Regions from separate parts of the Homo sapiens genome. Here region 1 is linked to region 2. A link is a loop called in an ENCODE intact Hi-C map of the cell type or tissue named here. Cell type or tissue: IMR-90. All regions are shown on one strand. Each heading gives the region's core, and the rest is flanking DNA. Links, peaks and the distances in the headings are about the cores only.

Region 1 (15,874 bases), core at 3,953-8,952, 86 kb before region 2:
AACCCCTGGTCTGGTGTCTACTCTAGACCGACCAGGTGGGCCTCTCGGAGAGCCGGCCACCCTGATAGCTGGGTCCTGCAGGAGAGGCTGCTGAGTAGGGATGAAGCTAGGACTTGAGTCCTGGTCCAAGGGGAGTGTGACCCCCTGGTCCTTGGGGAGTGACATGGCCCAGCTCCAGGCCACCCTTCCATGCCCCACCCCATCCGCAGCTCCCCTGTCCATGAGGATGGAGCCGGGCAGTGGCCACGCAGCGCGGCTGCCTCCAGCAGCAGATGGTGCTATCCCACTGATCTTGAGGAAGACCTGCATGGTGCCATCCACTCTTCCGGCCCAGCGTCCTTCTCTGCTCACTGACCTCATCTCTGTGCCAGCCTGGCACCGGCCCCTGCAGGGAGAGGACGTGGGATGGGCCGGCCCTTGGGTCTGTGCGGCTGACACCAGTGAGGCACTCACACAATGTAAGCAACAAAGAGCCAGCCTGGCGCCGTGGCTCACGCCTGTAATCCCAGCACTTTGGGAGGCCGAGGCGGGCGGATCACGACGTCAGGAGATCGAGACCATCCTGGCTAACACGGTGAAACCCCGTCTCTACTACAAATATAAAAAATTAGCCGGGCGCGGTGGCGGGCGCCAGTAGTCCTAGCTACTCGGGAGGCTGAGGCAGGAGAATGGCGTGAACCTGGGAGGCGGAGCTTGCAGTGAGCCGAGATCGCGCCACTGCACTCCGGCCTGGGGGACAGAGCAAGACTCCACCTCAAAAAAAACCAAAAAAACAAAAAAAAAAAAAACAGAGCCACTCCAGGTGGTGGCGAGTGTGTCACATGTCTACATGTCTAAAACCTGAGCAGACAAGAGGGACACAGCAGGGGAGACAGGTGGCAATTTGACCAGGAAAACCTGCCTAGAGAGGTGACATCAAGCGAAGACCCCAGTGGCAAGAAGGAGCCTCCCTGCAGGGAGGGTGTCCGTCATTTGCAAAGGCCCTGGGGCGCAGGAGTTCTAGCCCAGGCCCTGGGCAGCCAGGCCAGCAGGGAGGCTGCCTCGGACCTGCAGAGGGGCTGGGATGACGGAGGCAGGCAGGGCAGCCTTTGCAGGGCTGAGCCAGGCACTCTGCATTTTGTTCTGAGTGTAGTCAGGGGCTAACTCTGGGGCTGTGGCTCTATGGGCAGGTACAGAAGCCACGCTACTTTTCGTTGGGATCTTGCTTGTGGCCCACCCTGAAAAAGAGGCCCTCGCTGCTCTCAATGGGTTTGTCTGAGATGCTCCTGCAGCTACTACCTCCCTGCCTCAAGGTTCCTCCACTCCCTGCTCCCCTCAGGCCCTCCCTGACTCCCACAGAACCAAGGAATAGAAATATCCCCAGGGCTTGGCCCACGAGACCGCCAGCACCCGTCTCCTGGAAAGGTCATCAGCAAGTACCGTGGAGTGACAGGTGACAGGCCCAAAGTGAAAGGACCACAGACCGGCATGAACTGTGTGAGCTGCTCAGGACAGGAAAGGGCTCATGTTGACAACCTCTACAGCCGCTCACATTTCTAGGAAAGCTACCAAGACCCCCAGGAGATAAAGGGACACGGAGGAGAAAACCCGAACATCAAAGCAACTCATGGAGCCGCATTCAGCCCCACAGTTACCTTCAGCGCAGGAACGGAAACCAAGTACTGTCTCAAAACTGCCATCCAGGCTGGGCGCAGTAGCTTACGCCTGTAATCCCAGCACTTTAGGAGGCTGAGGTGGGCGGATCCCTTGAGGTCAGGAGTTCGAGATCAGCCTGGCCATCACAGCAAAATTTCATCTCTACTAAAAATACAACAATTAGCTGGGCATGGTGGCACATGCCTGTAATCCCAGCTACTCGGGAGGCTGAGGCGAGAAGATGACTTAAACCCAGGAGGTGGAGGTTGCAGTGAGCCGAGATCACGCCACTGCATTCCAGCCTGGGTGACAGAATGAGACACTGTCTCAAAAAAACAAAAAACAAACAAACAAAACAAACCTGCCATCCAGCCTGGACAACATGGAGAGGACCCATCTCTACAGAAAATTTAAAAATTAAAAATTGGCAGGGCGTGGTGGTGCATGTCTGTAATCCCACCTACTCTGGAGGCTGAGGTGAAAGGATTGCTTCAGCCCGGGAGTTCAAGGCTGCAGTGAGCTGAGATCGCACCACTGCACTCCAGCCTGGGTGACAGAGTGAAACCCCCATCTCCAAAAGAAAGAAGAAAGAAAGAAAGAAGGAAGGAAGGAAGGAAAAAAGGAAGGAAGGAAGGAAAAAAAGAAAGAGAAAAAGAAAGAAAGAAAGAAAGAAAGAAAGAAAGAAAGAAAGAAAGAAAGAAAGAAAGAAAGAAAGAAAGAAAGAAAGAAAGCTGTCATCCAAGCCAGGCAAGTCCGATAAACTGTCACAGCCAAGAAGAGCCCATGAAGATGAGAGAGCTACACGCGATTGGTGTCCTGGCTGGATCCTGGAATAGAAAGAGGACATTAAGGAAAAACTGAGGCGCTCTGTGTAAAGCATGGACTTTAGTTAATAATGATGGATCAATATTGGTTCATTAATTATAATAAGTGCACCACACTAACACAAGGTGTTAATAATGGGACACTCAGCATGGGATATACAGGAACTCTGCACTGTCTTTGTAACTTTTCTAGAAATCTAAAATTATTCTAAAATAGATGTTTTTGTTTTGTTTTGTTTTGTTTTTGAGACGGAGTCTCGCTCTGTTGCCCAGGCTGGAGTGCAATGGTGTGATCTCAGCTCACTGCAACCTCTGACTCCCCGGTTCAAGCGATTCTTCTGCATCAGCCTCCTGAGTAGCTGGGATTACAGGCACGCACCACCACACCCAGCTACTTTTTGTATTTTTAGTAGAGATGGGGTTTCACCATGTTGGCTAGGATGGTCTCGATCTCCTGACCTCCTGATCCGCTCACCTCGGCCTCCCAGAGTGCTGGGATTACAGGTGTGAGCCACCACACCTGGCCTAAAATAAATGTTTATTAAAACTTATTAAAAACTAAAAGTTAAGTATCATTGCCTGCTTGCCAATTAATAAAGACAAAACAAAGTAGGAAAAACACACACACACACATAAAATGTATCCAATGCTGGTGAGGATTGGTTAAACAGGCAGCCTCCTGTGTGCTCCAAACAGCATCAGCTGACACTTTTAAATTGATACATAATATTTTACTATTTATGGGGTACATGTGATATTTTGTTATATGCATAGGATGTGTTTGTGGGTTTTTTTGTGGCACACACCTGTGTGTGAGAATGTGGGTGTGTGTTTTGAGACAGGGTCTTGCTCTGTCACACAGGCTGGAGTGCATTGGTGTAATCATAGCTCACTGAGGCCTCAAACTCCTGGGCTCAAGTGATCCTTCTCTCTCAGCCTCCTGAGTAGCTGGGACCACAGGAGTGTGCTACCATGCCCAGCTAATTTTTTTTTTCTATAGAGACAAGGTCTCACTATGTTGTCCAGGCTGGTGTTGAAATCTTGAGCTCGTGATCCTCCTGCCTCCACCTCCCATCTGCTGGGATTACAGGCATGAGCCACTGTGCCTGGCCCTGTGCATAGAACACGTGATGCTCAGGTCAGGGTGTTTGGGGTGCTGACCACCTTGAGTACTGGTCATTTCTATGTGTTAGAAACATTTCGGCCAGGCGCGGTGGCTCACGCCTGTAATTCCAGCACTTTGGGAGGCCGAGGCAAGCGGATCACCTGAGGTCAGGAGTTCGAGACCAGCCTGGCCAATGTAGCGAAACCCCGTCTCTACTAAAAATACAAAAATTAGCTGGGCGTGGTGGCAGGCGCCTGTAATCCCAGCTACTTGGGAAGCTGAGGCAGGAGAATCGCTTGAACCTGGGAGGCGGAGGTTGCAGTGAGCTGAGATCTCACCATTGCACTCCAGCCTGGGTGGCAAAAGTGAAACTCTCTCTCAAAAAAAAAAAAAAAAAAGAAACATTTCAAGTCCCCTCTTCTAGCTACTTTGAAATATAAAACACATTATTGTTTACTTTTGAGGACTTTAAATTTATAGCCCCCAAATCCAGAGATTCTGCTTCAGAAAATCACATCCAAAATACAGAAAAACAAACTTACACACAAAGATGTTCATCACAGCATTGTTTATAATAGAAATAAACTCGGAAATCATCTAATATTAGAAACAGAGCAGTGTGGTTAAATAAGCCATGGCCTATTATATCCGCTCTCTTGACAGAAGTCACAATGTTTACAAAGATCATCTAATATTGTGGGAAAATGGTAGAATATATTTATTAAGTGGGAAAAAGTTGTATTTGCAGGATGATTCATTCATCCAGCTGTCAATTCAGCAAATAAACATTTATGGAGGGCTTGGCTATGCCAGACAGGCCCTACACTGAAGAGTTGGGATGTCATGGGAGAAGCAGACCATGGACCAGCAGTTATCACCTGCTGGAGTAGAGCGCTGATGGGGGTGGTGCTGATGGGGGTGGCCCTGCTGGGCCCTGGAGGACGAGAGCCAGGCAGCTTTTCAAAGATGAGATGCCTTTGAAATGGTGGCATCAGAGAAGGTGGGGACAGCCTTTGCAGGGGGTGCAGAGAAGAAATGGAATCTGAGGAGTGCAGTGTGGCCAGATGGTCGTGGTGGGTGGGGAACTATGCAGAGGCAGCCAGAGTCCAGCCAAACCCATCAGACCTTCTTATCCAGCACTGGGGAGCCACGGAGGGTGAAGGAGGCAGCAACAGGATCGGATTGCCTCAGGACCATCTCTCAGGAGCCACCTCGAGTTGCTTGTCCTCCCACATTGTGGCAAGACCACTCACCGTGACCCACATCCTTTGTAAGAGGAAGATCCCCTGCCCCCGCCCCAGGACCTATCAGGGCCTTCATCTCGACGGCCTTTCTGCCACCACATTCCTGGCCTGGGTGATCAAGATGGACAGAGTCTGGGCCCCTTCGGAGTGCCACGGTCACTGCTTCTGGCGTGTCCACATCCCCAGAGCCCAACAGCCCCTCCCCTGGGACTACAATGGCTCGTGAGAAACCAAACATCCTCTGGCTCTGGCCCCCGCACCCCTGACAACAGGCTGACCTGATGGCTGTCCTAGGTCCCTCCCGCCTCCACCCAGGCCCTGGGTCCTGGGAAGCAGAGTTGCACAATTAGGGGCCGGGGGCAAGACAGAGGATATCAAAGAGCGTGCTTACCCCCAATCCAAAGCACATGCGTCTGTGCTGAAGAGGGACCACCATGGGTCCTGGGGGGCCCCCTCTGCTGTGACCCAGGGCAGGACCTGCTGCCTGCAAATGCCCACCGGCTCCAAAAGGTGCCAGGTAGATAGAGATCAGACCATGCCACCAGCCCATGCACAGGACCCTGCCTCCCTTGTCCACATTCTTGTTGAGGCCTCACTGCAAGGGTAGGAGGAAGTGAGGCTCAGAGAAGGTGGGTAACTTGCCTATGGTCACACAGCAAGCGATGAGCAAAGTGGAGCCCCTCAGAGGTCTCCCACCAAGGAGGCCATGTGTTTGCTTCTAAAAATGCAGCAAGCCAGCTCACAATGTGTGTACAGCACCCGGCGTGGCCTCAGCCAGTCAACCGAGGTTCCACTGACTTCCGCCACACAGACTCACCAGGCTAGTGACCCTCACTCCTGCTGACGTGCTGGCCCACGTCCTTGGCCACTAAAGGCCAGGGCCCAGATGCTCACACTCATTCCTGGGCCAGCAGCAGTCGGTCTGATTTGTTCCCAATTCGGCCCGGGCCCACTCTACTTGTAACAGCAACGAGGAAATTCAATGAATCCTAAAACTCACTGATGAAATACGAACCTCCAAGAGAGAGATGATGTTCTCATGGAAACGTTGTCTGCTTTGGAAAGATTCTGTGAAAATGAGTTACCAAAAAGTCATGCCGGCCAACTGGGATGGGTGGGACTACAGGAAAAGATGAGAGGAGAAATTCACAAGCGCGTCCAGATCCTGCTCCCAGGTTGTTTGTGAGCCTCTTAAAATGGCTTTTGCCCTGAACTACCAGGTTCACTTCCCTGTGGCTCACTGTACCCGGGTCTCCGCTGTCTTTCTGGTTGATGTGCAACGTGATTCTCTATTTCTTGGCACCAGTGACTAGTTTCAAGGAGAATTTTTGCTAGCGACTCATGCCTCTGCCTCGCCTGGGAGGTGTTTGCAGCAACCAGAAATCTCTGCTTTTGACACAAAGCTGACTGGGCCCCAACCCAAGGCCAGCCGAGCCAGGCTTTTTAAAGCCCTGCTAGCTCGCAGCCTCTTGGATTCAGCTCCCAAGGCTGCTGCCTGGGCTTCCCTAAGCAAGGCTGCTCGTGTCTCCTCTAGGCCTTTGCCCATGCTGTGCTTCCTGCCTGGAAGCACTGTCACCGCTCAAGCCCGGCTGTAGGTCCACCAGATGCCACTTCTTGGAGGACACCTCCCTGGCCCTTAGACTAGGTCAGTGGCTACTGGTCTCCTTCAGACCCTACCTGTAGAGCCCTCTCTTCCTCTTTCTTAATCCTCACCCTACAGGTAATTCCTAGCTCTGTGTCTGCTTCTCCCCTGGGATGTCAGCTTCCCCACGGTGGACATGGTGGCATTTCTGCTTTGTCCACACTGCCTGGAGCCAAACTTGCATCCACAGAAGTACAGCCAACATTTGTTGAATGACTCGCCAGGATTCAAAGTGGGCAAGGTACTCCCTAGACTCTAGACCTGATGCCATCACAAGGCCAGTAAGAGAGGGAGGCGACGCAGTCTCGAGCTCACAGACCCAGAGTGGCTTTGCAGGTTGGCGTGTTCCCACTCCAGGCTGGCTCCTAGGCCTCACACACCCACTAGGCTTCCGCTCCCATCGCTCTGGAGGGTTCATGGCTGCCACTTATTGTCGTCCTGATGCTGGGACCCACCCGAGGCATTGAGGAGCACTTGTCCAGAGACTGGCTTCCCAAGGTGGGAATGTGGAGGGGGGCAGCCCAGAGCGAGGCGTAAGACAGTAAAACCACCTAAGCACTTCATCTTCCAGGCAGTAAGGACACACACCTGAGTCACTTGGCAATATGCTATCTTTGGACCATGGTGCCATCTCTTTAGTAGAATTTGAAGTGGCATCACTTTATCCATGGGAGTCCTTTCTGCTCGCTTTTTTTTTGTTTTTAGACGGATTCTTACTCTATTGCCCACGCTGGAATGCCGCAGTGTGATCTCGGCTCACAGCAACCTCCACCTCTAGGGTTCAAGTGATTCTCGTGCCCTCAGCCTCCCAAATAACTGGGACCACAGGCGCATGCCACCATGCTCAGCTAATTCTTGTATTTTTAGTAGAGACAGGGTTTCACTATGTTGGTCAGGCTGGTCTCGAACTCCTGACGTCAAGTAATCTGCCCACCTTGGCCTCCCAAAGCGTGGGGATGACAGGCGTGAGCCACCACACCCGGCTCTGCTTGCTTTTTTTCAAAAAAGTTTCCTCCAGCTGAGTGCGGCAGCTCACGCCTGTCATCCTAGCACTTTGGGAGGCTGAGACTGGCGGATCACCTGAGGTCAGGAGTTCGAGACCAGACTGGCTAACATGGTGAAACCCCTTTTCTACTAAAAATACAAAAAATTAGCCGGGTGTGATGGCAGATGCCTGTAATCCCAGCTACTAGGGAGGCTGAGGCAGGAGAATCGCTTGAATCCGGGAGGTGGAGGTTGCAGTGAGCCGAGATTGTGCCATTGCAGTCCAGCTTGGGCAACAAGATCAACACTCCATCTCAAAAAAAAAAAAAAAGTTTCCTCAGTTATTATGTGTATATTCTATTAAAGGACCCCCCCCGCCCACCCCAATTTAGGTGAGCAAAGCCAGCAGCCATCTGGTCCTGGAAATCAAGGGGAGGTGAACTCATTTATCCGGGAGCTGCAGCCTCCCAGAGAATTCGGCTGCAGTGAGGGGCTCCTGGGTTCCCACATTTCCAAGTAGACTTCATGGAGTGACCCACCGTGGGGCCGGGGGACTGGCCACTGCTCCTCATTGACTTAGGCACTCCCACCACCTCCTGCGACTAGCCCTGTGATTTCATGAAAAACGTAAGCACGTCTGTGAAACTGAGAAGCCACAGGCACCTCGGAGGGCCAGCCAGGTTTTATTTTGGTGTCCGCCCCGTGTTTGCCCGTCGGAATTTCAGCTGAGCCCTCCTCGAAGCTGCAGATGCCAGGGGCCGTATTTAACTTGAATGGGCTGCTAGGAAGAAGTGCGGGCCTGGCCTGACCTGGTTCTCAGGGAACGACCCCTGGGCCTGCAGCAGCTATTTTAAAGGAGGCTGCCATTTGGTCTTCGCCAAAATAGTTGAAAGAAGACCCCAGAATAGCAGGCTGGGTCTGCCCCGGCTTAGAAGCCGCATCTCAGGCTTAGAGGCAGGCGCGTGGGATGTCAGGGAGCAGGCGGCAGAGGCAGAAAAAAGCCTCTTGTCACTGAGGCCGGAGGCCCAGGAATGGCCCTTGGCTGCCTGCGAGGACCCTGCATCCCTGGCCTCAAAGAGGCGGGAAGCCCCGCAGGCTGATGGAGAGAGGCAGGACTGGCTTGGGAGAGCAGACCAGAATAGATGCCTGCTCTTTTAGGCGTGAGTTCACCTAACATCAGCCGCCACCTCACTGCCCTAAGATGTGAGTGAGTGCTAAGATTTCCCACAAATGAGAAGACTGAGGGTCAGAATCTGCCCAAGGTCTCACCCAGAGTGAGGGAGAGCCAGGCGGTCCTTACAGGCCTTGGAGGCTGCAATGAACCCGTGAACTCCCCCCATGCAACGGCAGCAATCATGATGACCATGGCAGGTGGGGAAATAATAATTTACTAACACGAGTGACTCCCCCTGCTGTTCCCTGAGCCCTGGAGCGGGGATAGGAGAGGGGGTGAGGGAGCCCTTACTCCACCAGGCAGGGCTCAGCTTGGCCTCCCCACAATAGATGAGTGCACAGTGCAGAGAGTACTTTTTATCCAGCGTGGTCCCTAAGGGCAAGCTGCCTGCTTCATCCCATCCAGAAAAATAGCCAACCCTGGAGGGCAAAATGCCTCTGGGACCTGCTGGGAATTGGCTTCTGGAAGGAATTTTCCAGGACACTGACTCAGTGAGGTCTTCCTTTGCCCACGCTGACTTTAAGACACCACTTGGTACCTGTCACGTATGCTTGGGGAAGTCACCTCCTCTCTGGGCCTCAGTTTCTTTACTGGTGAACTGAGATGGATCATCCCCGCCCACCTCTTGGGGTTCGTGAGTGAATGGGAAACGGGGCTCCCACTGGCAGGCTGATGGGGGGCATGTGTCCAAGGACTGGGCCGTCTTCCCTGCACCCTCGCCCTCTACCCAGCATTGCTGGATCCTGCTGCTATCCGCCCCATCCTGTGGGCCCCTCAGGGTCAAATGCAGTCCTTTACGCCACCAGCCTCGGAGACAGAACATCAGCCTTTTCATGCACAGCTGATCACTGGGTGAATCGAGGCCCTAGTGCTGCAGGTGTCCAGGCACAGGTGAGTTCCCCGAGCCCTCCTGGTGCGCTCCGAGAGCATGAGCTGGCCATGCAGGCTGCTCTCGGGCTCAGGGTGCGTGGTGGTGAGAGTGGAACAGGTCAGGTGGCCCCAGTCCTGCTTGCCTGGAACTGTGCAGGGGTGCACCCCTCGTCCCAGGGTAATAGTGAGGGGCACTTCCTTTCTTTCTGAAAAGGCCCAGTTTGGACTGTCCTGTGATCACCTTGTGATAGGCGACTGGACTTGAGAAGTCAGGCAAAGCTTCCCAGAAAGGTCAAGGTTGAGCTGAGGTCTGATGGGCACATAGGGGAAGGAATAGTTCTCCAAAGAGTCTCTGCTCCATCCCAAGGCCACACCCGCAGCTGGAGCCCCCACTTCCTCCTGCCTGGTGAATGGGAGGAACAGAGCACCCAGCCACGGTTCCCTTTCCCCACCTTCCCTTTCACAGGCTCTTTCTCCCACTTTACAAAAGAAAGGAGTGCTCCTTAGGTGCTAGAGCCTCAGGGCACCAAACAAAGCTGCAATGTGGACCAGGAGCCGACACTCCTTCCAGCTCTCTCAGGCCTGGAAGCAGCCCAGGGAGGGTGCAGGGTGGCGGCAGAAGTGGCCACCCATTTGGCCTGCCCTGGAGAGCTCCTAACAGATGCCTTGGGAGTGGAGGGCCAGGGACCTGCCTATTTCTTTCAGTGACCTGTGCCTCCCAAACCCATGCCCTTGACAAAGATGCATTAGAGCAGAGATGTCCAATCTTTTTTTTTAACTTTATTTATTTATTTACTTGTTTGTTTATTTTTGAGATGAAGTTTTGCTCTTTTTGCCCTGGCCGGAGTGCAATGGCGTGATCTCAGCTCACTGCAACCTCCGCCTCCCGGGTTCAAGCGATTCTCCTGCCTCAGCCTGCCGAGTACTTGGGATTACAGGCATGTGCCATCACCCCCGGCTAATTTTGTATTTTCAATAAAGACTGGGTTTCTCCATGTTGGTCAGGCTGTCCTTGAACTCCAGACCTCAGGTGTTCCGCCTGCCTGGGCCTCCCAAAGTGCTGGGATTACAGGTGTGAGCCTATTTATTTATTTTTCGAGACAGAGTTTCGTTCTTGTCGCCCAGGCTGGAGTGCAATGGCACGATCTCAGCTCACTGAAACCTCTGCTTCCTGGGTTCAAGCGATTCTCCCTGCCTCAGCCTCCTGAGTAACTGGGATTACAGGCACTTGCCACCACACCCAGCTAAGTTTTGTATTTTTAGTAAAGACAGGGTTTCACCATGTTGCCCAGGCTAGTTTCGAACTCCTGACCTCAGGTGATCCGCCCACCTCCCAAAGTGCTGGGATTACAGACGTGAGCCACCAATCCCGGCTGGGTGTCCAATCTTTTGGATTCCCTGGGCCACACTGGAAGAAGAATTGGCTTGGGCCACACATCAAATGCACTAACAACAATGATAACTGATAAACTAAAAAAAAAAAAAAATTGCAAAAAGATAATCTCAAAATGTTTTAAGAAAGTTTATGAATTTGTGTTGGGCCACATTCAAAGCCGTCCTGGGCTACTTGTGGTCTCAAGGCCACAGTTTGGAGAGAGAGGCCCAGGAAAGGAGGCAAAAATCCTGGTGAGCCTAGAAGTCGCCAGGTGCCCAGCTCCAGGCAGGGATCTGGCCTTTTCTCTTCATGTCTGCATCTCCTCCTACTTCATAGAGTCAGAAATCAGAAGCAGGGGGTATACTCTGGAGACGCAGATTAACTCACTTGTTTGAATTGGAAAATACAATCCGAGGTCTTCCAATGGTAAGTGGCACATGGCTGTCACTGAGAAAACTGGCTTTACTGATTCTGTGGCTATACGGGGAAAGCTGTCTAAGTGTTGCCTAGGTTGTGTCTGCAGCTGCAAGGTTCGGAAAGAAATAGATATAAACCCGCAATGCATTGGAAGCTTTGTATCACTATAGTACTGGCGAAGCCATGTTGAAATTAGCAACAGTTTCATTCCCAGTCTTCCCCATTTTCATTATATCAGGTTTAATAAGTCTCCTCCAAGTAAAAAAGTAACTGGTATAATTAATTGTTCTTGGCAAAAAAGACCTTTGGGCTGGGCATGGTGGCTCACGCCTGTAATCCCAGCATTTTGGGAGTCCGAGGCTGGTGGATCACAAGGTCAGGATTTCGAGACTGGCCTGGCCAAGATGGTGAAACCCTATCTCTATAAAACTACAAAAATTAGCTGTGCAGGGTTGCAGGTGCCTGTAATCCCAGCTACTTGGGAGGCTGAGGCAGGAGAATCCCTTGAACCTGGGCGGCAGAGGTTGCAGTGAGCTGAGATTGCACCACTGCACTCCAGCCTGGGTGACAGAGTGAGACTCTGTCTCAAAGCAAACAAACAAGCAAACAAACAAATAAAACCTTTGGATAAAATTTCCCGAAGTTGAGAAAGTGCAGCTCCAATGACTGGTGAGTCTTTGCTATCAAGGAATTAAGAGAGGAGCTGCCGACCAGCCTGGGCAACACAGTGAGATCCCAACTCTACCAAAAACAAAAAAAATTTAGCTGGGCATAGTGGCACATGCCTATAGTCCCAGCTTCTTGGGAGGCTGAGGTGGGAGGATTGCTTGAGCCAGGGAAGTTGAGGCTGAAGTGAGGGGAGATTGTGCCACCGTACTCCAGCCTGGGTTCGGAGGGAGACCCTGTCTCAAAGAATTAAAAAAAAAAAAAAAGAGCTGTTGATGGTGTCAGCAGATCAAGCAGGAGACACCATTTTTTATATAAACCAGGTGATTGAGTGTATACCTTGGCGAGTGTTCAAATCCTTGAGTGACATCACCATAACGAAACTTCAATTCTGTGTCTTCCACCTGAGGACAAGGCTTCTTGGCTTTGCCATCAACAGAAATAGAAAATGGGAATGAAATTGAGGCCAAACGCCATATTATTCTAGCAATAAGTAGTGGTCATATGAAATTTTTTTTTAAAGCCCTGTCCTAGGTCACATTAAAAGATTCATTTCGGCCAGGTGCGGTGGCTCACGCCTGTAATCCCAGCACTTTGGGAGGCCGAGGCAGGCGGATCACGAGGTCAGGAGATCAAGACATCCTGGCTAACATGGTGAAACCCCGTCTCTACTAAAAATACGAAAAATTAGCCAGGTGTGGTGGCGGGTGCTTGTAGTCCCAGCTCCTCGGGAGGCTGAGGCAGGAGAATGGCGTGAACCTGGGAGGCAGAGCTTGCAGTGAGCCGAGATCGCACCACTGCACTCCATCCTGGGCGACAGTGAGACTCCATCTCAGGAAAAAAAAAAAAGATTCATTTCTACCAGAATTTTATTTGTGCTCTTTACTTATCAATTATGTGATATTACATTCATGGCATTTTGATTAACTATGTATTAGTAAAAGTTGTTTAAAGTAAAATCCAGAACAAAACCATTTAATGCTAACAGTCATAAGAAATTCATTTGTTTGTTTGTTTGTTTTGAGATTAAGTCTCGCTCTGTCACCCAAGCTGGAGTGCAGTGGTGCGATCTCGGCTCACTGCAACCTCCGCCTCCTGGGTTCAAGCGATTCTCCTGCCTCAGCCTCTGAGTAGCTGGGATTACAGGGGCACACCACCATGACTGGCTAATTTTTATATTTTTAGTAGAGACAGGGTTTCACCATGTTGGCCAGGCTGGTCTTGAACTCCTGACCTCAGGCAATCTGCCTGCCTTGGCCTCCCAAAGTGCTGGGATTACAGGCATGAGCCACTGCGCCCAGCCTAGGAAATTAGTTTTTTAAATATTTCATTTATTGCAGTGAATAATGATAGAGTGAACAGCCAGGTGCTGTGGCTCACGCCTGTAGTCCCAGCACTTTGGGAGGCCGAGGCGGGTGGATCACTTGAGGTCAGAAGTTCGAGATCAGCCTGGCCAACATGGTGAAACCCCATCTCTACTAAAAATACAAAAATTAGCCCCGCGTGTTGGTGCAAGTCTGTAATCCCAGTTACTCGGGAGGCTGAGGCAGGAGAATCACTTGAACCTGGAAGCCAGAGGTTGCAGTGAGCCGAGATCGTGCCACTGCACTCCAGCCTAGGCCACAGAGCAAAACTCCATCTCAAAAAGAAAAAAGAAAAAAAAAAGAATAATAATAAAATGATCAATGAAAGACTTTCGAGGTTAAAATACAAAGATAATGGGTGAGGGTTTATAATATTTGTCTGCTGGAGTAAAGCTTATTCATGTATTTTTTCTAAAATAAAAGATGGCAGCTGTCAAACTGGTATTGTTATAGACTCCACTGGACACATTTTTAAAAGTAACAGAAGAGGCTGGGCGTGGTGGCTTACGCCAGTAATCCCAACATTTTGGGAGGCCAAGGCGGGTGGATCACTTGAGGCCAGGAGTTCGAGACAAGCCTGACCAACATGGCGAAACCCTCTCTCTACTAAAAGTACAAAAATTAGCCAGACGTGGTGGTGCACACCTGTGATCCCAGCCACTCAGGAGGCTGAGGCAGGAGAATTGCTTGAATCTGAAAGGCGGAGGTTGCAGTGAGCCAAGATCACAGCCCTGCACTCCAGCCTGGGGGGGCACAGTAAAACTGTGTCTCCCCCAAAAGTCAATTAATAAATTAATTAGAAGTAACAGAAGGCCCAGCGCAGTGACTCATGCCTGTAATCCCAGCACTTTGGGAAGACGAGGTGGAGGATCGCTTGTATCCAGGAGTTCCACGCTAGCCTGGGCAACACAGTGAGACACCATCTCTACAAAAAACAAAAAGAAATTAGCCAGGCATGGTGGCGTGCACCTGCAGCCCCAGCTGCTTGGGAGACTGAGGTGGGAGGAACCCTTGAGCCCAGGAGTTTGAGGCTTCAGTGAGCGATGATTGCCTCACTGCACTCCAGCCTGTAACAGAGTGGGACCCTGTCTCAAAAGAAAAAAAAAAAAAAAACCAAGAACAAGAACAACAAAAAAGAGTAAGAGTATTTTAAATCATTCATAGTTAAAATGTACCAGAGATTATCCTTATCCCTCTGAGCCCTTGTCCCTGCTGAAGTCCTCTCATCTGATCTCCTATCTTCTTGGACAAAGAAACACACATATGTCCCAAGAATCAAGTAATGCTTTTCAGACCAAGGTCAATCTAAATCCAAATTTGAGTGAAGGGGTGGGTGCATCCTGCCTTCAGTGATCCAGATTTACAAACCCACATGTTATAACACCAAGTTCAGAACTACCCGAGAGCAAAGGAGACGTGACTTCTGTGTGAACAAGGGACTCCTCCCTGATAGGGGAGGGTGGGCCCCAAAGCTTCATTCTAGTTTTTGTCCTATGATCACTTGAGCATCCCTCTCAATCCCAATGGCAAGACTCCAGAATGTTCCCATCCAGGTGCCACCATAGACACCTTTCTTAGGGTCCCCCCTAGATCTAGTCCTCAGGCAACACCTCTTCCAGGGGGTGGGATGGAACCTGGCTTTGCTGTCCTGGAGGGAGACAGGGGGAAAGAGAAGGAACCCGCCTGAGGCATGGATGTCTCACACAGCCAGGGCCGGGTGGTCAGGCCTTCCCCAGGCCTCGAGTCCATCCAGGGAGAGGGAGGGGGGAGGGAGGGTACAGTTGCCAAGACTGACTTTGAATAGAACTTTTCTTCCACCTCCTCCCTACCAGGATGCTTCCCTTGAGGGGCCTGTGGTCTGAAATCTGGAGAATGGGGAGCCTCTCTGCTTCCCCACTGGTATTTCCCATCTTCTCTCATGGAGACAGGTGGAATCCCATGCCCAGTGGTGGTGTCAGGGAGGAAAGTGGGCTTCTCTTCCATGTTGCTGGGAGACCCTGAGGAGGAGGGAAGGGAAGAAGCAAGTGGGGAGGAGGCACAACCCCACCACCCTGAGGGTCAGCCCACCAGGCCTGTGGGGTGCTCCTTCTGCTGGGGAAGGTTGTGACCTCAAGGATTCCCTGGCATGCCCCATGGGGTGAGCTGAGCCCATGGCACCCTGGCTTTCAGCACCCCTCAAAGGGAGCTGAAACCCTTCCTGGGTCCACAAAGTCCTGCCCATCCCTCTGACCTCATGCACCCACCCAGCTTCCACACACTGGCTTCCTGAAGCTCCCACTCTTCCACCTTGGCTGGCTCCTACTCACCCTTTCTTTAGGTCTCGGCTGAAATGACCCTGTCCCTAGATCCCATGACTCTCCTGAGCAGGCACTCCATAAAGGCTCACTCAGCTGACGGGGTGCCAGACCCCTGAGCGGGAAAGGTGGGTCCTTAGGTAACATGGAGGAGCCCTTTCCTTCTTGGCCTTCCACTGGCTTCTGTGCAAGGAATGGGTCACTTTAGCAGCCCTTAGGTGAGTCCCTTCTGGCTCTGACCATTTTTTATTTGAAATATTAAAGAGACTGCCGGGAGTTG
Region 2 (15,874 bases), core at 4,901-9,900:
ATGCACTTGGCCTCTCGGAGTCTGCTCATGGTCCCCTTACCCACTGGTGGATCCTACAGCCAGGCAGGCTTCGTGGGCCTCTCACCTGTAAAACGGAACAACACCTGGCTCTCCGCCTTGCTGCAGGGATAACTGCAGGCCACTCCCCGGGGTGAGGCCTTGATACCTCCAAGTTGAGGCGAACAGACTGAATGTGACTCAACTGGAAGTCTCTGTCTTGACTCCCCGCCACCAGATACTGGCGGGTGACTTCCTCCCCTATGAGCCGCGGGATACTGGCGGGTGACTTCCTCTCCTATGAGCCGCCACTGGATACTGGCGGGTGACTTCCTCTCCTATGAGCCGCCGCTGGATACTGGCAGGTGACTTCCTCTCCTATGAGCTGCCACCGGATACTGGCGGGTGACTTCCTCTCCTATGAGCTGCCACCGGATACTGGCAGGTGACTTCCTCTCCTATCAGTGTTCTTGATACGGATAGGAGAGAAATACTGGCATTTACAAAGTCACAGTGATCATGCAAGTGGGGGACTCAGCATCTGGAAGCGGCCCCTGAAATGAAACCGCATGCAGGGGTCAGTTCCCGGAGTGTGTTCTGCTGTGGACCTTGAAGAAAGTTGTTGTTTATGGAAGCCCCATTAGCCCAAAACAGCCCTCAGCAGAAACAGGAACATCAGCCCATATGGGACCTCCCTGCCTGCGTCCCCTGCTGCCCCAAACACACCCCTTCTGCCCAGCTAGAAGCCCTGTTGCTAAGATACCACAGGGCTGGAAGAGATTCGAATTCCTTTTCTTTTTCTTTTCTTTTTTTTGAGACAGAGTCTCACTCTGTCACTCAGGCTGAAGTGCAGTGTCATGATCTCGGCTCACTGCAGCCTCTGTCTCCCAGATTTAAGCGATTCTCCTGCCTCAGCCTCCCGTGTAGCTGGGACCACAGGTGCCTGACACAATGCCCAGCTAAGTTTTTTTTTTTTTTCTGGAGACAGAGTCTTGCTCTATCAGCCAGGCTGAAGTGCAGTGGTGTGATCTTGACTCATTACAACCTCCGCCTCCCGGGCTTAAGCGATTCTCCTGCCTCAGTCTCCCAAGTAGCTGGGACTACAGGCACGCGCCACCACGCCCAGCTAATTTTTGTATTTTTTGTAGAGACGAGGTTTCACCATGTTGGCCAGGATGGTCTCAATCTCTTGACCTCGTGATCCGCCTACCTCGACCTCTCGAAGTGCTGAGATTACAGGTATGAGCCACCGTACCCGGCCATTTTTTTTTTTTTTTTAGTAAAGACGGGGTTTCACCATGTTGGCCAGGCTGGTCTCAAACTCCTGACCTCAGGTGATCTGTCCACCTTGGCCTCCCAAAGTGCTGGGATTACAGGTATGAGCCACTGTACCTGGCCTAATTTTCTCGACATGATGTGTGACCCATCAGAAGTGTCTGGAATGAGTTTGCAGGTGGGACGAATGATCAGTTTGGCAATGGAAGTCAAGGGAGGGCAGGAGGAAGGAGAGACGGGATGAACAAGGAAAGGATGGGCAAGGAGGCCAGTGAGTGCACAGCAATGTCAACACCTTCCAGTTCTTTTTTTTTTTTTTTCTTTTGAGACGGAGTCTGGCTCTGTCACCCAGGCTGCAGTGCAATGGCTCAATCTCGGCTCACCGCAACCTCTGCCTTCCGGGTTCAAGTGATTCTCCTGCCTCAGCCTCCCAAGTAGCTGGGATTACAGGTGCCCACCACCACGCCCGGCTAATTTTTGTATTTTTAGTAGAGACGGGGTTTCGCCATGTTGGCCAGACTGGTCTCAAACTCCTGACCTCAAGTGATCCACCCGCCTCGGCCTCCCAGAGTGCTGGGATTACAGGTGTGAGCCGCCGTGCCCGGCCCTTCCAGTTCTTTTAAATGATTCATCCAATATTTCTTGGCAGCGTCAAGTGCCAGGCTGGCTCCGTGCAGGACACCAGGGTCATGCCCGCAAACTGCGCACTTGTATCCTCACTTCCACAGAGCTTTGTCTGAAGAGGAGACATGTAGGGTCAATTTCCACCCCAAGACATGACGTCCAGGTACCACACAGCAGAGCAGGCGGAGCTGAGGGCTGCACTCAGAAGTGGGGGCTCTCTGGCTATCTTGCTAGAGTCAGCCCAGGGTCTCCAGTGACCACTCTGGGAAGCACATGGGCAGGTCATGGGGCCAAGGAATCGAAGAGTAGGGCCAAGCCCCTAGCTGAGGCTCCGAATTTGGTCAGGGCTCTTAACTTTTTGAAAGAGCAGCTGTTTGGGTTTTCCTTTTTTTTTTTTTTTTTTTTTTCAGTGGTGGATCACAGCTCACTGCAACCTCTGCCTCCCAGGCTCAAGTGATCCTTCCACCTCAGCATCACAAGTAGCTGGGACTACAGACTCACGCCACCACGCCCGACTAATTTTTGTATTTTCTGTAGAAATGGAGTTTCGCCATGTCCCCCGGGCTGGTCTTGAACTCCTGGGCTCAAGTGATCCACCTGCCTTGGCCTCCCAAAATGTTGGGATTACAGATGTGAGCCACTGTACCTGGCCTGGTTTTGCTTCTTTTTTAAAAAAATAAAAAGAGAGTAATGATTAAATAGCTTTGTGACTCAAATTCAGCTAGAACTGCATTCAAATCCCAACTCTGCTGTTTATTGGCTTTATTTGTGACTCTGGGCAAGGAGCAGTTTCTGAGCCTCACTTTGCCCCTCTTTAGAATGGGAGCTATGAGACCCAAATACCGTGAGGCATGTAAACTGCCCAGGACAGTTCTGGGCACTTGGTGTCAGCCATCACTACCACCACCACCATGGCCAGAGGATTTCAAGCACTCAGCAAATGGTGCTGGCCAGGCCTGTCCTGGGATTTCCTAACCATCTCGGACAGAAGAAAGAAAAAAGACATTGTGGAAAGGTGGCTGAGCTTTTGGAGAGAAAAGACCCTCCCTTTGGGCATGAAGTTTGAAGAGCCATCCACTTGTGGAGTCTGGGACTCATCCTTCTCCACGAAAGGTTTATGAAGCAGACAGAGGCCAGGGCTTCTGAGAATTTCCAACCTCGATATTTTCACTTTATGGTTTTTCACGAAGTCAGCATGAACACGGTTAATGTTTTCTCATTAAGCTACTTTTTGTTTTCTTTCAGTAGCTGACATTCAAAGCCTGGGCGCATTCTTTCACGACGTTGCTACTCTGACAGCTCAACACATTCGCGATGGGAACTCATATCTGTTTTGATGAGGGAGACCAGAGGGAAAAGAGCATTCACGTACAGAAATACCCTTTGTGGCTACTTCTGTCAGCTCCTGTCCTCACAGGTGAGAAAAGTAAGGCTCACAGCACAAGCAGGCCCTCCCAGCTAGGGGAGCTCACGTCCTGGGCCTTCTGAACCGGCAGTAAAGGGAGGGCTCCGACTCCAGCTTTGCTATGCCTCATGGTGCCTGCTGGTGGTGGTGCTTACACACCAGGAGCCCCTGTCCCGGGATAAGACACAGCACAGCCTGGATTTACAAGCCCCACTGTTTGGGTTCAAATTCCAACTTCACCACTAACAGGGTGTGCGACCTTGGGTCACTCGGCCACTTTTCTGGGGCCCCCATTTCCCTCCTGCTCCATGGGGAAGGGGGAATAGAATACCATGGGGGCTCTTGCGGAGATTTGAGCTGAGAACATCCATGTGTGCTCAGGCTCACCGCAGATGTCTGGAGGAAGCTGTGCTGCCCTTTGTGTGAACAGAAGCAGGGCAGCTTCCTGAATTCCACCCTTTACACAGGGCCAGGGCCTACCTGGGGGAGAGACGACAGGGCTCAGTAATTCCAAGAGCGGACATGCGCGAGATGCGTCTCCAAGAATGTTCTCCCCTGCATGGTCTGGCAGGGGACGTTGGAAACAACCTAAACGTCCAGCAATAGGGGACAACAGATTGTATCACTCAGATGTGCTGGTGTCAAAGGCTGTGCTAGGATATTTAATCCCAAGGAAAGTGTTTACAACTGAGTTGGTGGAAAGGAGGTTACAATTCAAATGATTTTTTTTTAAGATACATACATACTTTTTTTATTATTATTTATTTTTCAGTATCACTCTGTTGCCCAGGTTGGAGTGCAGCGGTGTGATCTTGGCTCACTGCAACCTCCGCTCCCTGGGTTCAAGCGATCCTTCCACCTCAGCCTCCACAGCAGCTGGGACTGCAAGCATGCGCCACCACACCCAGCTAATTTTTGTATTTTTAGTAGAGATGGGGTTTCACCATGTTGGCCAGGCTGGTCTTGAACTCCTGACCTCAGGTGATCCACCCACCTTGGCCTCCCAAAGTGCTGGGATTACAGGAGTGAGCCACCGCACCCAGCTGAATCTCATTTTTCAAGATGAAAAGAGTTCTGGAGATGGATGGTGGCGGTGATCCACACAGCTTTATGAATGTATTAATTCCTCTGAACTGTACATTTAGAAATGGTTAGGATGGTAAATTTTATGTTGTTTATGTTTCAACACAATAAAACAACTGGAAAAAAAGTATCTATTAATGCTTATTTAAAATTCAGACACAATTTACTTTAGAATTTAATAGAAATTGCTCTGAAAAAAATGCACCTTAATTTTAAGGGAACAGCTCTATTAGTTTTGATAAATGTCATTGCCTGTGTATTCACTACCACAATAAAGATAGAGAACATTTTCATCTTCCATTTATCCTTCTCTGCTTTTTTTTTTTTTTTTTTTTTTTTTTTTTTTTTGAGACAGAGTCTCTCTCTGTTGCCCAGGCTGGAGTACAGTGGTGCGATCTCGGCTCACTGCAACCTCTGCCTCCTGGGTTCAAGCAATGCTCCTGCGTTGGCCTCCCAAAGTGCTGGGATTACAGGCATGAGCCACCACGCCCAGCCTTCTATTTACCCTTTTCTAGTGGATCTCCATCCAGCTTTTTGTCACTATATATCTTTTTCTAGAGTTGCCATTAAATTTTAAAATAAGTAATAAATGTAGCAAAGATCGCCAGAGAGCAGCATTTACAACAGTAACAATAGCTACCCTTCTGTTATGTGCTTTACATGTGCCAGGCTGTCTCTATCTTACAAATATTGGTCACTTGATAGATGGGGATGTCTTTTCTAATGCTCGTATTAACCCTGTAAATTAGCGTTCCTTTTGCTGTTTTACAAATGAGGAAATGGAATCTCAAAGAGGTCTTCCTTCTACTCTGTCACAGTCTCTGCCAATTTCTGGGCTAGCTGGGTGGCCTCATTTCAGAATAACGATGCGTATGGGGGAAGAAATGGCTGTTGGTGAATCAGAAAGTCTTGGGGGAAATAATGCATGTTCTAGCAGGTTGTAGCAAAAATACTGGGCTGAGATTCAGGAGTCCCTGGGTCTCAGCCTCCAGTTGGCCAGGAACCAGCTGTGGGGCGTGGCCTCGATCACCTCAGTGTTCACAGCTCTCTCGGTCCCACGCTACCCTGCAGTTCTTATTTTCTGATAAAGACTTTTACCACACCCAGAAGTTTCTCCAATTACAAAATAATTTTCAATCACAAGGTGGGAGCAGGGGGTTTGGGAGGGGCTCTAGGGAGTGCTTATGTAGAAGAATGCACATTTGACAGCAAAACATACATTTCTAACTGTAAAATGAAAGGAAAACTATGATTTTCATAATGTAAAAATTGGAGGTGAAGCCGAATAAGATGTTCTTAGACACTGGGACACGGGTTTAGAAATGGTGGAAATCACTCATTTGCCATAATCAGGAAGAAGGAACCTCTACACCCTCAGATGGAAGAAGGAAGACTCCAGAAAAAGGATTTACGGTTCTACAGGGCAATTAAATAAAAAAATAAAAAATGAATTAAAAAAAAAAAGCTAACATCAAATCCAGAACAAAGCCAAGCCAAGCCCTTCTGGACACCTGGGCTGGAGACCCCCATACCCCTGCATGGGTGAGCGGGACATCCAGGTGCCTTGGACCCTACCTGCTACCCATTGCCCATGCCATTCAATGAATGAAACCCCACCTGGGCGATTCAGCCGGCTTAGCCACCCAGGGGCAAATCAAACACAACCTGAAAAGCAAAGTCAGCCCAATGCAGCACACAGGTGGCTTCAGAGGTCCCGGTGTGCACAGAACAGAGTGGGAGGAGGACCTCAGCCCTTGCCACACCTCTGCTCTCGCCAGGAGAGCCCCTTGCTGGCCAGCACTGCCTTGTCCTCTGCAGGCTTGGCTCCCTCTAACCACACACACCAGGGAGCCCAGCAAACACCCAAGATCGTGTGCCTGGCCCACCTGGGGCAAACCCTCGAGGCCCGGCAGTCCATCTCTGTAACCGTCAGCTACCTCACATGAGCAGGATCCATCCCCTAAGCTCTCAGAGCATTGCTGTGCCTGTGAGATGGCCGGCACACAGCTGACCTCAAGGCCTGCCATCAACACCTTCATGAGTGCTACATCCCAGGCCCTCTCTGTCCCCTCTTCCTTGTCACCCTCAGGACAAGCCTGAGAGCAAGCTGAGAGGGCAATGGGTCAGCGGTCCACGACCTACCCAGGGAGTGGCCGGGTGTGATCCATGCTACAGTGGGTCTGACCCCGGAGCCCCTGTCCCGGGATAAGACGCAGCACAGCCTGGATTTACGAGCCCCACTGTTTGGGTTCAAATTCCAACTTCACCACTAACAGAGTGTGCGACCTTGGGTTACTCGGCCACTTTTCTGGGGCCATTTCCCTCCTGCTCCATGGGGGAGGGAGGAATAGAATACTGTGGGGGCTCTTGTGGAGATTTGAGCTGAGAACCTCCATGAAGCGCTCAGAACAGGGGCTGGGGGACAGCAGCCGCCTTCCTCATTTCCCCACCTCCCTGATCGCATCAGCCACTCTCTTCCCCATGTCCCTGGAAGGGGCTGCAGAGGGGTAGGGGTGGAACCAGAGGCTGCCATCGCCCCCACCCGGTTTGGGTCGTGTCCCCCAGTGCAGCCTCTGCCATCGCCCTCAAGAGCATTTATCACGCATTTACCACGGATCTTTAAAACGAAAGCTGCAGGGGAGGGTAATTAAGTTTAATAGGAGCCGCCGTCGATTTAAAGCCACAGGGGGGAAGTAATTAGATTTAACAGAAGCCACGGCTTTCTGAACCAAGACACACAGCGTGGGGGTCCCTGGTCTAGAAAGCCTTCGGGATGATGTCTTTTTGTAAAGACTTTCCTGGTGACATTTGCTGCGCCCTCAGTCATTAACGCCAGTCACTGACTGGGGAATGAATGTGGCCTCTGCTCATTGAAATTCATTAGGCCTGGCATTTCTCTCGCTGTCTCTCCTGTTTGCCCTCCCCATCGCCTTTGCGCTGGGCCAGGAGGGCTCTGCCCCCAAAACCAGCCTCCTGGGGCCCCACATCCAGGAGCTGGGGGTTTGGAAGAATAACAAGAAATAATTAGAGTTAAACCAAAGCCCCGTAGGAGGACCCCTTTATTCCCCGCCTGGGTATTCTCTGGATGTCGTTTTCTTTATTGGCAGGAACCGCTTCATGGAGCGGCCCCCATTTCTTTCCTCACCTGGCACCTGCCCGGACGCCAGGGGCGCCCATCACCGTTCCTGGGCCCCTTCCCGACCCCTCCCCACCAGGTAAGGCGCTCTCGACCTCCCCGACCGTGCTGTTCCTCCTGACCCCGTGCGCAGGGACTCGGGGACTCAAAAACCAGACCCCCGACACAAGACAGCTCAAAAAACGGGAAACGGAGGCCCAGGCCTCCCTCCCTGCGCCCCTGCCTCCACCACCCTCCAGCCGAGAAGCTGGGGTTCACCAATCCCGCAGCTGGCCCGCCCACCCTGCCCGAGAGCCTCCTTCCCAGTGCCCCCTTTCAGGTTGCATCTCGCGCACAGCCGCGGGGCCGGGGCGAGCGCGGAGCAGGCAGGGGCGCGGGGCCAGGAGCGCAAAGCCCAGGCGGACGCCGAGGCTGCGGCGCCACCTACAGTCCGCGCGGCTTCCATTGTTTCCCCGCCGGCCGAGAGCGCGCCCGGCCCCCCGTCGGGGGGCAATTTACCCGGATAAAAGGGGCGGGGCAGGAATTGCAAGAAGATGAAGCTGAAAGAACCTGAGACTGTCGGAACTGCCGGGGAAAATTCTACGGGACGGCTTTGACGTCAGATGTGCGGGGCTGCGAAAGTCGGGGGAGGGAGTGCGAGTGGGCTTTTAAGGGGAAGGGCACTAAGGCCGAGGTGAGGCTTTTCCCGACAGAGGGTGAAGGGGGCAAAACTCGGTGCCCCCCAACCTCTGGCCCCGGGGTTCCTGACCCCGCCCCCGCTAGTGCCCCACGCCGAGTGCATCCACTGGGAGCCTGAGGCCTGGGGGAAGGGCCCCAGTTGTCGATTGCTTTACAAAGTCAAACTCTCCCAGCCAAGAACCTCGGGGCCGCTGCGCGGTGGGGAGGAGTTCCCCGAAACCCGGCCGCTAAGCGAGGCCTCCTCCTCCCGCAGATCCGAACGGCCTGGGCGGGGTCACCCCGGCTGGGACAAGAAGCCGCCGCCTGCCTGCCCGGGCCCGGGGAGGGGGCTGGGGCTGGGGCCGGAGGCGGGGTGTGAGTGGGTGTGTGCGGGGGGCGGAGGCTTGATGCAATCCCGATAAGAAATGCTCGGGTGTCTTGGGCACCTACCCGTGGGGCCCGTAAGGCGCTACTATATAAGGCTGCCGGCCCGGAGCCGCCGCGCCGTCAGAGCAGGAGCGCTGCGTCCAGGATCTAGGGCCACGACCATCCCAACCCGGCACTCACAGCCCCGCAGCGCATCCCGGTCGCCGCCCAGCCTCCCGCACCCCCATCGCCGGAGCTGCGCCGAGAGCCCCAGGGAGGTGCCATGCGGAGCGGGTGTGTGGTGGTCCACGTATGGATCCTGGCCGGCCTCTGGCTGGCCGTGGCCGGGCGCCCCCTCGCCTTCTCGGACGCGGGGCCCCACGTGCACTACGGCTGGGGCGACCCCATCCGCCTGCGGCACCTGTACACCTCCGGCCCCCACGGGCTCTCCAGCTGCTTCCTGCGCATCCGTGCCGACGGCGTCGTGGACTGCGCGCGGGGCCAGAGCGCGCACAGTGAGTGCCCGCCAGCACCCCCGCCCGCCCCGCCGCGCGCACCCCACCCCGCTGCGCGCGCCCCACCCCAGCGCCCTTCCTTCCTTTGCCACCCTTAGGCTCCTGCGGACCCCTCAACTCCTGGGAACCCCAGGTTTTGGCACCTGGACGTTAGGATCCCTCCGTTAGTCCCCAAACAGCGCGGGACGCTAGGGAGAAGCACAGGCTTGTGGACCGACCGCACCCACGTGGTGCGGGCCCAGCGGTCCTTGCTGCAGCTTCTCGCTTCCCCTGCGCCTAGGTTTGCTGGAGATCAAGGCAGTCGCTCTGCGGACCGTGGCCATCAAGGGCGTGCACAGCGTGCGGTACCTCTGCATGGGCGCCGACGGCAAGATGCAGGGGCTGGTAAGTGTCCCCACGGGGCGGATGCGCCGGGGCGGGGGACCGGCGCCTGTCCCCGGGCGGAGGCCTGAAGGAGAGAAAGGCGCTGGTTCGAATCCAGGGTTTCCTCGCCTCCTCCGCCCAGACCCGCGTGCAACTTCGAGGGAAAGATTGCAAAGACCGATTAAGTGCATGTCCGACGATTTCCTACGGAAATTTAGGGTCTCAGCCAGCAGCCAGAGAATAGGCAAAAGCTGCCTTTGCATTTCCAATTGAGTCAAAGGCCGGCCTAGCCGGACCGAGGAAACCCATTATTCGGCCTCCTTTGATATTAAACAGGAAAACCCACCTCGGGCCTTTTCAGCCTCTGCCTGCGCGTGTGTGGTCCTCGCCTCCGTTTCCCTCCCTCCAGTATAAAAGAAGAAAAAAAGAATGGGAAAGAAAAAAGAGGATCTACCCATAACTTTCCTTTAAAAACAAATCAATTGTCAAGCAAGGCAGAAAACAGTGCATTTGGGATAGGAGAGATTTTTTTTTTAGAATTAATTTTTAATCTACCAGGAGCACGGTGTGGCTTAGACGCAGATGCGCTGGAGTCATGTTGCGCCAGGGGAGTGCTTTTCCTCCTGCGGGCCTCACCTGTCCTGTAAACGCTTTCTGGTGGGGGCAGGGGGTGGGGGCTGGCAGGGAAGGCCCAGGTAACCGCAGAGGTCCCGGGGCCGGAAGTGTACGAGCGCTGGGGCTCTGGTGGCCGGGAACAAAGGCTGGGAGTTCAAAGGAACGAACCCGCGCCCCTCCCGCGGCCCCGCGCGCAGAGGAGGCTGTGTGAGGTCTCGGCCCGCGCAGGCCTCACACGCAGCCCCGGACTCCCTGGCGGAGCAGGGGCCAGGGCGGGGGTGGCCGCGCCTGCCCGGGGCCCCCACCCCAGAAAGGATGCAGAGGCGGGGCCGCCTCCGGCCCAACCAGCTCCTTTGTGAACAGCGGGACAAAGCATTTTAGAGTCTCAAAATTGCTCGGTGCCTCTGCCGTGCTCCGTGTACTCGGAGCGCCTGTTTCAGGTTTTATGGCGGAGTCCTGCGTGAGAGGACTGCAGAGAAAGGGGGTGGTCGGCACGCTGGACGCTGACTCCCACCCAGAGCCGCTCCAAACCCACCCTTGCAACTTTAATTTTGACATTTACTATGGCAGGGGGTGTGGGGGTTCCTAATGATGGGAGGCCAGCAGGGGACGTCAACCTAACCCGCCATTCTGCCCAAATTGGGGGTTGGGTCACCTGAAATCCCTCTGTGCCTTTTTTTTTTTTTTTTTTTTTTTTTTTTGGCAGAGTCTTGCTCTGTCGCCCAGGCTGGAATGCAGTGGCCAGATCTCGGCTCACTGCAACCTGTGCCTCCCAGGTTCAAGCGTTTCTGCTACCTCAGCCTCCCATGGAGCTGGGATTACAGGTACCCACCACCAAGCCCAGCTACCTTTTGTATTTTGGGTAGAGATGGGGTTTCACCATGTTGGTGGCCAGGCTGGTCTTGAACTCCCGACCTCAAGTGATCCGGCCGTCTCGGCCTCCCAAAGTGCTTTGGGATTAGAGGTGTGAGCCACCGCGCCCAGCCCCCTTTGTGCCTCTTGATCCCCTGTGCATGGTCTAACAGAAATTGAGGATCTTTTTTTTTTTTTTTTTTTTTTTGAGACGGAGTCTCGCTTGCTCTGTCGCCCAGGCTGGAGTACAGTGGTATGATCTTGGCTCACTGCAACCTCCACCTGCGGGGTTCAAGCAATTCTCCTGCCTCAGCCTCCCAAGTAGCTGGGATTACGGGCACCGTGCCACCATGACCGGCTAGTTTTTTTGTATTTTTAGTAGAGATGAGGTTTCACCATCCTGGCCAGGCTGGTCTCGAACTCCTGACATCACGATCTGCCTGCCTCAGCCGCCCAAAGTGCTGGGATTACAGGCATGAGCCACCTCGCCTGGCCTCTTTCTTAAATAAAAATGCCACATTCTTCTAGAAACTTGAAGTCATTTCGTTTTCTGTATGGAGAAAGTGATACTAATTTCTCCCAAAGGACAAGCCAAGTAAATAGAAGAAGGTCCTCCAATCATTCGGTTTTGTGTTCCTTGTTTATTGATCATTTGGCATTTTTGGGAGTTTGGGAGAAATCACGCTTGCTGTCCGATGCTTTGTCCCAGCCATCCGTGGGCTCGGCAGGAGCCTGGGTTGCTGCAATGAGCCTCTTATCAGGAGCTTATTAGCACAGGTACCTCGTCACCCACCTGCAGTTCAGTGACCTTTGCAGACTTAGGCAGGAACCTGACTGAGGCCGTCCTGCAGTGTGTTTACTGCCCAGCCCTTCCGGCTCCCGCCTGCGCCTGTCCTGGGTCGCCAAGGGGTAATGACACCGGTGTGGGATGGCACTTGCCCACTGGCACCTCTCAACCCCGTGGACTATGAATGTTCTAAGACAAGGCTTCCCTCAGCACACATTTCCGGCCACCAGCTGGGCGCCGGCCTGGCCTGGCCTGGCCTGGGGGAGGGGCTGCTGAGATCTGCCTCCTGGCAGCCTGCCTGGAAGGCCCTTGGTGACTGAATGGAGGAGACAGCGGGGCTGATGGTTCTCAGAACTGCTGCAGACCAGAAGGCCTTAGAATGATAAAGGCACACAGTGATTTCTGAGATAGGTGGGGAACAGATGCTTTCATCTGGGACCCAGATCGGATCACACGCAATTTATTTAAAAGACCTATCCTAAGATGACAACCCAGTTTATCAGTGTTTCCCAAAGTGCCAATGAAATACCCAGGAACTTTTTAAATGCCAGGAGTTATGTCTGTAATGTAAAGGGTGAGGGAAACACAGACGGCATTCCTGTGGGTTGATGGATATTATTGCTTAGGACAAGGCTCTCGAAAAAGTGAGGTAATTTAGTGGAAATTATTTGGGTCTATATAGAGTGTATATGTAGTATTAAGTATATACATAAAATATACATATATGAAATAATAAACCTCAGTTTTGTCTGTGTGCATGTATATCTATATAAAGATTATAATTTATAAAGGTATATAAATGTATATTTAATTTATTAATGGGTTATATATTAACATAATGTACATATTATATATGCTTACACTTACAGTACATTTATATATGTGTGTGTGTTCTCTGTGTATATATATAGTTGTGGGTTTTTTGTTTTGTTTTTTTTTGAGACAGGGTCTTGCTCTATCACCCAGACTAGAGTGCAGTGGCATGATCATTGCTCAGTGCAGCCTTGACTACCCAGCCTCAACCCATCCTCCCACCTCTCAGCCTCCCGAATAGCTGGGCCTACAGGCGCCCACCTCCATGACCTGCTAATGTTTGTACTTTTTGTCAAGATGGAATTTTACCATGTTGCCCAGGCTGGTCTCAAACTCCTGGATTCAGGTGATCCATCTGCTCTGGGCCTCCCAAAGTGCTGGGACTACAGGTGTGACCTACTGTGCCTGGCCTTAAAGTACATTATATATTATATATACTTACATATATAAAGGTATATTTTATATATACTTACACGTACAGTGTGTACATCAGGAAGTATGTATAAAACATGCAAGTGATGCTTATGTGGAAGGTCACTGCTGGTGGCCACCAGGGACAGTCTGTAGCACAAACGTCCATGTGGACCCGTGTTCCCTGTCCACTGTGGATTGCTCAGAGCTGCCTGTTTTCTCTGCAGCTTCAGTACTCGGAGGAAGACTGTGCTTTCGAGGAGGAGATCCGCCCAGATGGCTACAATGTGTACCGATCCGAGAAGCACCGCCTCCCGGTCTCCCTGAGCAGTGCCAAACAGCGGCAGCTGTACAAGAACAGAGGCTTTCTTCCACTCTCTCATTTCCTGCCCATGCTGCCCATGGTCCCAGAGGAGCCTGAGGACCTCAGGGGCCACTTGGAATCTGACATGTTCTCTTCGCCCCTGGAGACCGACAGCATGGACCCATTTGGGCTTGTCACCGGACTGGAGGCCGTGAGGAGTCCCAGCTTTGAGAAGTAACTGAGACCATGCCCGGGCCTCTTCACTGCTGCCAGGGGCTGTGGTACCTGCAGCGTGGGGGACGTGCTTCTACAAGAACAGTCCTGAGTCCACGTTCTGTTTAGCTTTAGGAAGAAACATCTAGAAGTTGTACATATTCAGAGTTTTCCATTGGCAGTGCCAGTTTCTAGCCAATAGACTTGTCTGATCATAACATTGTAAGCCTGTAGCTTGCCCAGCTGCTGCCTGGGCCCCCATTCTGCTCCCTCGAGGTTGCTGGACAAGCTGCTGCACTGTCTCAGTTCTGCTTGAATACCTCCATCGATGGGGAACTCACTTCCTTTGGAAAAATTCTTATGTCAAGCTGAAATTCTCTAATTTTTTCTCATCACTTCCCCAGGAGCAGCCAGAAGACAGGCAGTAGTTTTAATTTCAGGAACAGGTGATCCACTCTGTAAAACAGCAGGTAAATTTCACTCAACCCCATGTGGGAATTGATCTATATCTCTACTTCCAGGGACCATTTGCCCTTCCCAAATCCCTCCAGGCCAGAACTGACTGGAGCAGGCATGGCCCACCAGGCTTCAGGAGTAGGGGAAGCCTGGAGCCCCACTCCAGCCCTGGGACAACTTGAGAATTCCCCCTGAGGCCAGTTCTGTCATGGATGCTGTCCTGAGAATAACTTGCTGTCCCGGTGTCACCTGCTTCCATCTCCCAGCCCACCAGCCCTCTGCCCACCTCACATGCCTCCCCATGGATTGGGGCCTCCCAGGCCCCCCACCTTATGTCAACCTGCACTTCTTGTTCAAAAATCAGGAAAAGAAAAGATTTGAAGACCCCAAGTCTTGTCAATAACTTGCTGTGTGGAAGCAGCGGGGGAAGACCTAGAACCCTTTCCCCAGCACTTGGTTTTCCAACATGATATTTATGAGTAATTTATTTTGATATGTACATCTCTTATTTTCTTACATTATTTATGCCCCCAAATTATATTTATGTATGTAAGTGAGGTTTGTTTTGTATATTAAAATGGAGTTTGTTTGTATCAAAAGGTGCATTCTATTATCCGCCTAGAATGTTAGGGAGGGTGGGGAAGGGGCTGGTGGGGGGCAGCACCGTCCACGGGAGGAAACCCTCGGTGTGTCTGCCCTGGACACCAAAAGCTCGGGTGGGAAGTTAGCGGGTTTGGGCCAGCCAGCTCTAGTGGTGGAGGCTGGTTTGGGCCCTGCTGTCCTGCCCTTTCCTCATGCCTAGGGGCTTGGCTTCCTCAGTCCACCTTCTCTCTAGCAGTCTCAGTGGTTAGGGCGGCCTCTCTGCCAGGAGTGTTTTTGGCTGCAGGAAACAAACACCAAGGAACAGCGGCCTAAGTGAGGGCCTCTCGCCCTCAGCACTCTTCCCTGGGGAAAGACGTTCCTGCATTTAACAGTGCCCCCCCCACCCCCCACCATTAGATGCCTGTAGAAACCCTCAAGTTGTGACAACCAAAATACCTCCAGAAGTTGTTGCATGTTCTTAGGAGGCAAGATCACCCTTAACGGAGGACCACTGACCGGAGCAAATAGGATTTCTTTTTGTCCAGCCACAAATCCAGAGGGACCCAGTGACCCAGCGATGCCTGGGCTGTGCCCTGTGTGATTCCCTTGGTGTCCCTGTCCTGCTGGGGCCTCGTCTCGCCAGGGCTGCTGTGGCTTCAGCTGAGCGCCCTGTACTCAGGGAGAGGGAATCATTTCGGGCTGGGCCTCTCTCATCAAGAAAGCCAAAACTTCCTTAGAACCTTTCAGCAAATTCCGGCTACATCCTAAGAACCAGGTTTGCGTCACAGGACCAGGCCAGCCCCAGCTGCACGGCAGGCTGGGAAGGCAAGAATTAGCGGTCAGGGTGACCAGATGTGGGCCACATCCTGAGTGCAAGGAGGAGCAGGTGCAACCGGACACCAACGTGTGCATGAAACATGATTCCAAATGAGCATTTGCCAGGGATTAGGGATGGTGGAGGGAGTCGGGGAGGAGGGTTGGGTCACTCAGGGCAGTAGTTCCCAGGTGCTTACGTTGGCAGCGAGGGGGGTAATGTCGTTGTTCAAGTCTACGAAGGCTATTTCAGGTGAAGCCTCCCTGCTCTCCAGTAAAAGGGACCTCCACTTGTCATTCTCACTGATGACATGCCCAGGACATCTAGAGTTAACCCTTGGGGCGTTCCCTGTCTCCATCTGCCAATCAAGATGCCCCTCTCACTCTTTGGTGTCCTTGTCATGTAACCATGCTGATTAGAGAGCTGACAGGCAGGGCTGGATGATGCTTGTGGACACAGCCTTCTCTACCCGTGGCAGGCGCCAGACAGGAAAGGCACTCTCCTGGAGCCACACAGCCTGGAGGCAGCTCAGGGGCTGTGGGCAGGGCCCTTTGATTGCTGTGTGACCTTGAGTAAGTCACATCACCCCTCTGAGCCTGCATCCTT

The links. Peaks named below come from ENCODE experiments on the same cell type or tissue, not always from the same donor. Only the 100,000 strongest peaks of a DNase experiment are listed, where the experiment ranks them.
Region 1: it touches region 2 in a loop (3-fold over the local background); 13 of 110 quality-filtered maps call a loop at or near these places.

The regions. Positions count from the first base shown.
Region 1 is chr11:69,781,801-69,797,674 of GRCh38, reverse strand. No RefSeq gene overlaps it. Among named protein-coding and RNA genes, the nearest start is that of FGF4, 14 kb to the right of the region's middle. RefSeq lists enhancers at 1-127, 5,902-6,604, 6,605-7,309, 7,741-8,285, 8,286-8,831 and 2 more. In IMR-90, for the core only: no CTCF peak of the experiment used is centred there; a DNase peak (open chromatin) is centred at 6,154; H3K27me3 peaks cover 2,830 bases.
Region 2 is chr11:69,696,829-69,712,702 of GRCh38, reverse strand. It overlaps FGF19 (fibroblast growth factor 19), which reads left to right and starts at 8,681. Exons shown (of 3, transcript NM_005117.3): 1 at 8,681-9,058; 2 at 9,339-9,442; 3 at 13,127-14,465. The coding sequence starts at 8,827. The coding sequence ends at 13,441. RefSeq lists silencers at 216-416, 13,128-13,422, enhancers at 5,741-6,370, 6,910-7,272, 11,410-12,362 and a promoter at 6,411-8,608. In IMR-90, for the core only: a CTCF peak has its summit at 7,935 (motif pointing left); no DNase peak of the experiment used is centred there; H3K27me3 peaks cover 4,484 bases.